2 separate regions of the Homo sapiens genome follow, and region 2 is linked to region 1. A link is a contact called in ENCODE Hi-C or POLR2A ChIA-PET data. All regions are on one chromosome and are shown on one strand. The core of a region is the stretch at or near the end of the contact, and the rest is flanking DNA. Distances in the headings are between cores, read along the strand shown.

Region 1 (2,700 bases), core at 1-2,500:
GATTACAGGTAGCTGGGATTACAGGTGTGTGCCACCATGCCCAGCTAATTTTTGTATTTTTAGTAGAGATGGAGTTTTGCCATGTTGACCAGGCTGGTCTCGAACCCCTGACCTCAGGTGATCCACCTGCGTAGGCCTCCAAAAGTGCTGGGATTACAGGCGTGAGCTACCACGCCTGGCAATTAATTTATTTTTAATAGAGATGGGGTCTCGCTACGTTGTCCAGGTTGGTCTCAAATTCCTGGGCTCAAGCAATCTTCCCGCCTCAGCTTCCCAAAGTGCTGGGATTACAGGTGTGAGCCACTGCACCTAGCTGAGTTTTAAATTTTTTAACCTTAAGCAGGAAGCTACATTTTTTTGCTTTTCCCCCTACTTAACAATATGCTTTGGAGATTGTTCATTTAAACATACACACAGCCAGGTGCAGTGGCTCATGCCTGTAATCTCGGCATTTTGGGAAGCCAAAGGAGGAGGGTCACCTGAGCTCAGGAGTTCAAGACCAGCCTGGGCAACATAGTGAGATTCTGTCTCTAAAAATAAAACAAAATTATTAGCCAGGCATGGTGGTGCATGCCTGTGGTCTCAGCTACTTGGGAGGCTGAGGCAGGAGGATCGCTTGAGCCCGGGAATTCGAGGCTGCAGTGAGCTATGACTGCACCATTGCACTTCAGCCCAGGGGACAGAGTAAGACCTTGTCTCAAAAATAAATAAGCAAATACACACAGACACACACACAGTCAGATGTACCTATTGAACAAAAACGGGGTCACACTTGCTTTTTTCACTAATGAAACTTTCCTTTTTCTACTTTGCATACTTATGTATTGTCTAAGTTCTTAATAATGAGCGTTTGGTACTTTTTAAATAAAAAAGAAAAACCAATAAAATAAAAACCCAAATCTCTAACCCTATCAGAACTAAAGCCTGTCAAAAATCACGTGTTCTAGGCCAATGAGAACCACTGGGCCTTGTGGGGGGGTGCCACACAGTTCCTGGCTGGTTGCCATCCCCACTCTGTCCCCAGTGTCCTGGGTGAGACAGTGCCAAAGGGACCTGAGACAGGGCAGCCCTGGCCTGGCGCTCACCCTGTCCAGGCTCTCTGGGGTTTGGACAAGCAGTGCCAAAGCCCAGCTCCAAGTCTGTTCCTGCCTTGGTGGGGAGCCTGGCACTGCCAATGCTCATATCCCATCTGCTGGGAGATGCAGGTCCACTCGAGACTGTCTGCTTGGCGGCTGGGGACGGCCATCTGGGGCAGGCTGGCTGGCTTGGAAGGCAGCCCAGACCTCTCGCTCTGGCCCCTATGCCCTGGTTTACAGGACCCCAAGGCATGTGTGTGTGTGGATATGAGAAGGACAGAACCCCATCCGTGAGCTCAACCTATGCTTCCCAGCATGGGGCTCTGACCTCCTGGGAAGGAACATCGGCTGCAACAGTGGTGCCGATCATAATCACTTCCAGTCAAGTGTCAGGTCCCCCACTGCCTGCTTGGTATGTGCAACCTCACCGAGCCCACAACACAGTTCTGTAAGCTGAGAATTTCCAAGGGGGAAACTGAGGCTCTGAGAGGAAAGGAGCCATGTGCCCAAGGTTCTAGAACTGCTGAGTGGTCAAACTAGGACTCACAGGACGTCTCCAACCCACGGAGCATGGCTCCGCCTCAGGACCTCTGCACTGGCTGTTCGCTCTGCCTGGAATGCTCTTCTTCCAGTTGTCCACACGGCTCCCTCTCCCCTCCTCTAGGTTTACTCCAGTGTTACCTTCCCAGTGATGCCTCCCTTGACCTTCCTGTTAAAAATCTAAGCACCTGGGCCAGGTGTGGTGGCTCATGCCTGTAATCCCGGCACTTTGGGAGGCTGAGGCGGGTAGATCACCAGGTCAGGAGATTGAGACCATCCTGCCTAACACAGTGAAACCCCGTCTCTACTAAAAATACAAAAAATTAGCAGGGTGTGGTAGTGGGAGCCTGTAGTCCCAGCTACTCAGGAGGCTGAGGCAGGAGAATGGCGTGAACCTGGGAGGCGGAGCTTGTGGTGAGCAGAGATCACGCCACTGCCCTCCAGCCTGGGGAACAAAGCTAGACTCCGTCTCGGGAAAAAAAAAAAAAAAAAAAAAATCTAAGCACCTGCCACACTCATCATTCCTCCTTGCTTTGTCCCCCACCTTGTCACCATGGGAAGCACCTACAGCATAATTTGCTAAGGTGTTCTGCGTCCTTTTGTCTCCCCCTCAAACACCCAGTCTCACGAGCATCTTTGCTGCCTTGTTTGCTACGGTACCCTCCATGCCCAGCATAGAGCTGGGACGGGGGAACGCTGAGCAAATGTCTGTGGAATGGATGGATCCCAGGCCTGTGGCTGTGAGACTCAAAGAGTCCCCGTGCTGTCATCAGGGATGGATCAGAGTCCCCCACGGCTAGTTTTGTAGGTGCTGGGGGTGGGAAGTGGACGGGAGCAGGTACACACTGGGAATGGCATCAAGCCAGTTTCAAACTTAGTGAACAGGAAATCACAGCAAAAAATTATATAACCCAGTATCCATGCACTAAAGTCTCACGACTCTCAGTATGTGTGACATAGTCTGGGTTTTTTTTTTTTTAATATTATACTTTAAGTTCTAGGGTACATGTGCACAACGTGCAGGTTTGTTCCATAGGTATTACATGTGCCATGTTGGTTTGCTGCACCCATTAACTTGTCATTT
Region 2 (2,700 bases), core at 44-2,543, 120 kb before region 1:
CTGCCTCTGCTGTGAATTAACTTGTTCTGTGTATTAAACTGGGCCTGACCCCTCTGCCCACGACTGCCTCGTTCTCCCGTCTGGTTTGGGGCATCACCAAGAAGGAGGACCGGGGGTCGACGGGCCTTGTTGGGGGTGAGGCGACCAGCCAGCCCCTACCTCCATCCACCTCCTTCTTCCCCTGCCTGCACCCTGCCTCTCCCCGGCTTTGTCCCAGCTCCGCCCTGCTTTGCCAGAAAGGAGGAGAAGGGGGATGGGGTGGAGGGGCTCCCGCCCAGCCAGCTGTGGTTGCCCTGGCAACGGGCTGCTGCAGCTGCAGCGGGCGCAGCCGGGAGGGAGGCGGGAGCCGGGCCGGGGGAAGGGAAGGGCTGGGAAGAGGACGGTGGGTTGGCCCCTCCTGAGGCTGGGGTGGGGAACGGGGGTGTCAGGAGGTGTCATCCCAGACCCAGACATCTCCAGGGGGCTCCGTGTCCTGGATGTGGGGCAAATCAGCGGTGGCGATAAGGTGGAAAGAGAGGCGCTAAGGGAGGGCAGGAGGGTATCTAGACACGGGCACTGGGAGAGAGACTGAGATGTGGGCGACGGGTGGGGGGCGGGAGTGAGGAGTGAGGGAACTAGGACACAGATCAGGAGAGAGAAAGAGACGAGGACAGTCACACAGTTATTGAGAGAATCAGAAAAAAGAGCAAGAGGGTGCAGAAGGGAGAGAGACAGGAGGAAGGACCAGGAGAGAGGAAGGGAGCAGGGGTGAGAAGGAGGTTTAACGGCAGAGAGGGAATAACTAATAAAAAATAGCTGACATGCTGGGAGAGACGGGAGGAGGAGAAGGAGGACGGTGATTGGGGAAGAGCAGCAGCAGATTTAGGGAGAGGTCCTCCAAGAGGGGAGGCAGAGAAGGAGGTAACATCTATCAGGAGAGGGAAGAGTGAGAGGGAGCCACATTGCGGGTGGAGAGAGAGAGACTTGGGATCAGGGGCAGGCAAAGTCCCAGGACAACAGGCAGAGATGGGGAGAGACGCGGGCGGCAGGGGAGAGAAGGAGACAGACTTTAGGGGAACAGCAGAACAATCTGCAGAGAGAGCCGGAGGTATGAGGGACCCAGAAAGATTGGGGAGGAGAGACAGGGATGTCCGAGACGGGCAGAGGAAGCTGGAAACTGGGACACGAAGGGAAGGGCCGGGCCTCAAAGCACAGTTTGGGCGCGACCAGGGGCTGGCGTGCGCGCGAGTTGTGGGGTGCTGGAAGCAGCTGGCGTGGCTCCGGCGCCAGGAGAGGATGTGAGAACAGCCTGTTCCCAGGCTTCCCGCCCCCTTCGCCCGGTGGCGGGGGGAGGGCAGTGCGGGTTGAGGACGGGGCCTCGAGGAGGAGGAGGGCGGAGACAGGGAGGGTGTCTAGAACTCCAGAATTTTTAGGAGATGTGGGAATGGCTGGTCCTGCTCCTCCGGATGCCAGCCCCACGCCTTTTGGAAAAAGACATTTTTTGGAGGGGGCAGGGTCTGAGTCAGAGAAGCACTGGGTTTTAGCTCAGAGATGTGAAACTCCACGACAGGTACATGGGTAAGGGAGGCAGAAAGACCCCACCTGGCCAGCCCCGTCAGGAGGCTAGGCTTCCCTCAAGGGGCTGGACTTCGGGATTTTCAGGAGGAATTTCCTGATTCAGAAACCAGTTTGATCCCGGTTCCCAAAATGCAAATGTTCACCAGGCCAGATGCAGATCTGGGGCGATCAGGGGCTGCTTTCTACCCCCAAAGCATTCACTTGGCAAGTGGCAGCAGGGGTCTGCTCCCACCTCTACAGACAGAAGGGGGAAGAGTGTCCCAAATGCAGCCATGTGGCCAGGGCCAAAGGAGGCAGGGGCCCCTTGTGAGTCTTGCAGCAAAGGACAGATCAACCAAGCTGGAAACCTGGCCTTCCTCATGTGCAATATCCATTAAAAAAAAAAGTTAAGCTGGGCGCGGTGGCTCACACTTGTAATGCAGCACTTTGGGAGGCCGAGGTGGGCAGATCAGTTGAGGTCAGGAGTTCGAGACCAGCCTGGCCAACATGGTGAAATCTCGTCTCTACAAAAACACAAAAATTAGCCGGGTCCCCGTAATTCCAGCTACTCGGGAAGCTAAGGCAGGAGAATCACTTGAACCTAGGACGTGGAGGTTGCAGTGAGCTGAGATTGCACCACTGCACTCCAGCCTGGGTGACAGAGTTTCTGTTTCGAAAAAAAGTTAAAAAAAAAAAAAAAAAGGTTTTTTTAGAGGTAGGATCTTGCTATGTTGTCCAGGCTGGTTTTGAATTCCTAGGCTCAAGCAATCCTCCTGCCTCAGCCTCTCAAAAAGTGCTGGGATTACAGGCATGAGCCACTGCACCTGGCTGAATGTCCAGATTAAAAGTTGGCCACTATTTCTAAGACCCAACACAACCCTCTGGGCTGGGGCTGGCCTTCAGGCCTCCAGTATATGACCTCTGAGGCAGAATCTCACTCTTTTGAACTTAAGGACATTTCACATTCTGAGTGTTGGATTTCTGTCCTTTGGATTCCAAGGAAAAGAAGTTAGCAAGGCAGGTGCCCCTGGTTCTTAGGACATGTGTGTGGTGGTCATGGTGTGGGGGATTTGGGGACAGGAGCAGGAGGAGGGGCCGATGCTGGACCACACCCTCTGGTCAGCAACTCCAGGCAGCTGCCCCAAAAGTGAACACACAAGCCAT

What was found. Hi-C counts contacts between places; a loop is a spot of excess contacts on that map. ChIA-PET counts read pairs that join two places held with the same protein, here RNA polymerase II (POLR2A). Pooled maps may share reads with other maps.
Region 2: POLR2A ChIA-PET joins it to region 1 with 11 read pairs in H1. The contact joins two enhancer-like sites. A Hi-C loop is called at or near these places in 3 of 50 pooled maps. POLR2A ChIA-PET finds 5 or more read pairs at or near these places in 3 of 52 experiments (H1, WTC11 and activated CD4-positive, alpha-beta memory T cell).

The regions. Positions count from the first base shown.
Region 1 is chr19:38,092,266-38,094,965 of GRCh38, reverse strand. All of the region lies in intron 4 of SIPA1L3 (signal induced proliferation associated 1 like 3), which reads right to left. Among named protein-coding and RNA genes, the nearest start is that of SNORD152, 69 kb to the left of the region's middle. Within about 2 kb of position 1,250, at least 3 of the 41 ENCODE cell types and tissues checked have a DNase peak (open chromatin) inside an H3K27ac peak, as active enhancers do.
Region 2 is chr19:38,208,369-38,211,068 of GRCh38, reverse strand. It overlaps DPF1 (double PHD fingers 1), which reads left to right. Exons shown (of 12, transcript NM_001135155.3): 12 at 1-63. SIPA1L3 (signal induced proliferation associated 1 like 3) reads right to left here. Exons shown (of 22, transcript NM_015073.3): 22 at 2,700. Among named protein-coding and RNA genes, the nearest start is that of DPF1, 15 kb to the left of the region's middle. RefSeq lists an enhancer at 473-1,456. Within about 2 kb of position 1,293, at least 15 of the 41 ENCODE cell types and tissues checked have a DNase peak (open chromatin) inside an H3K27ac peak, as active enhancers do.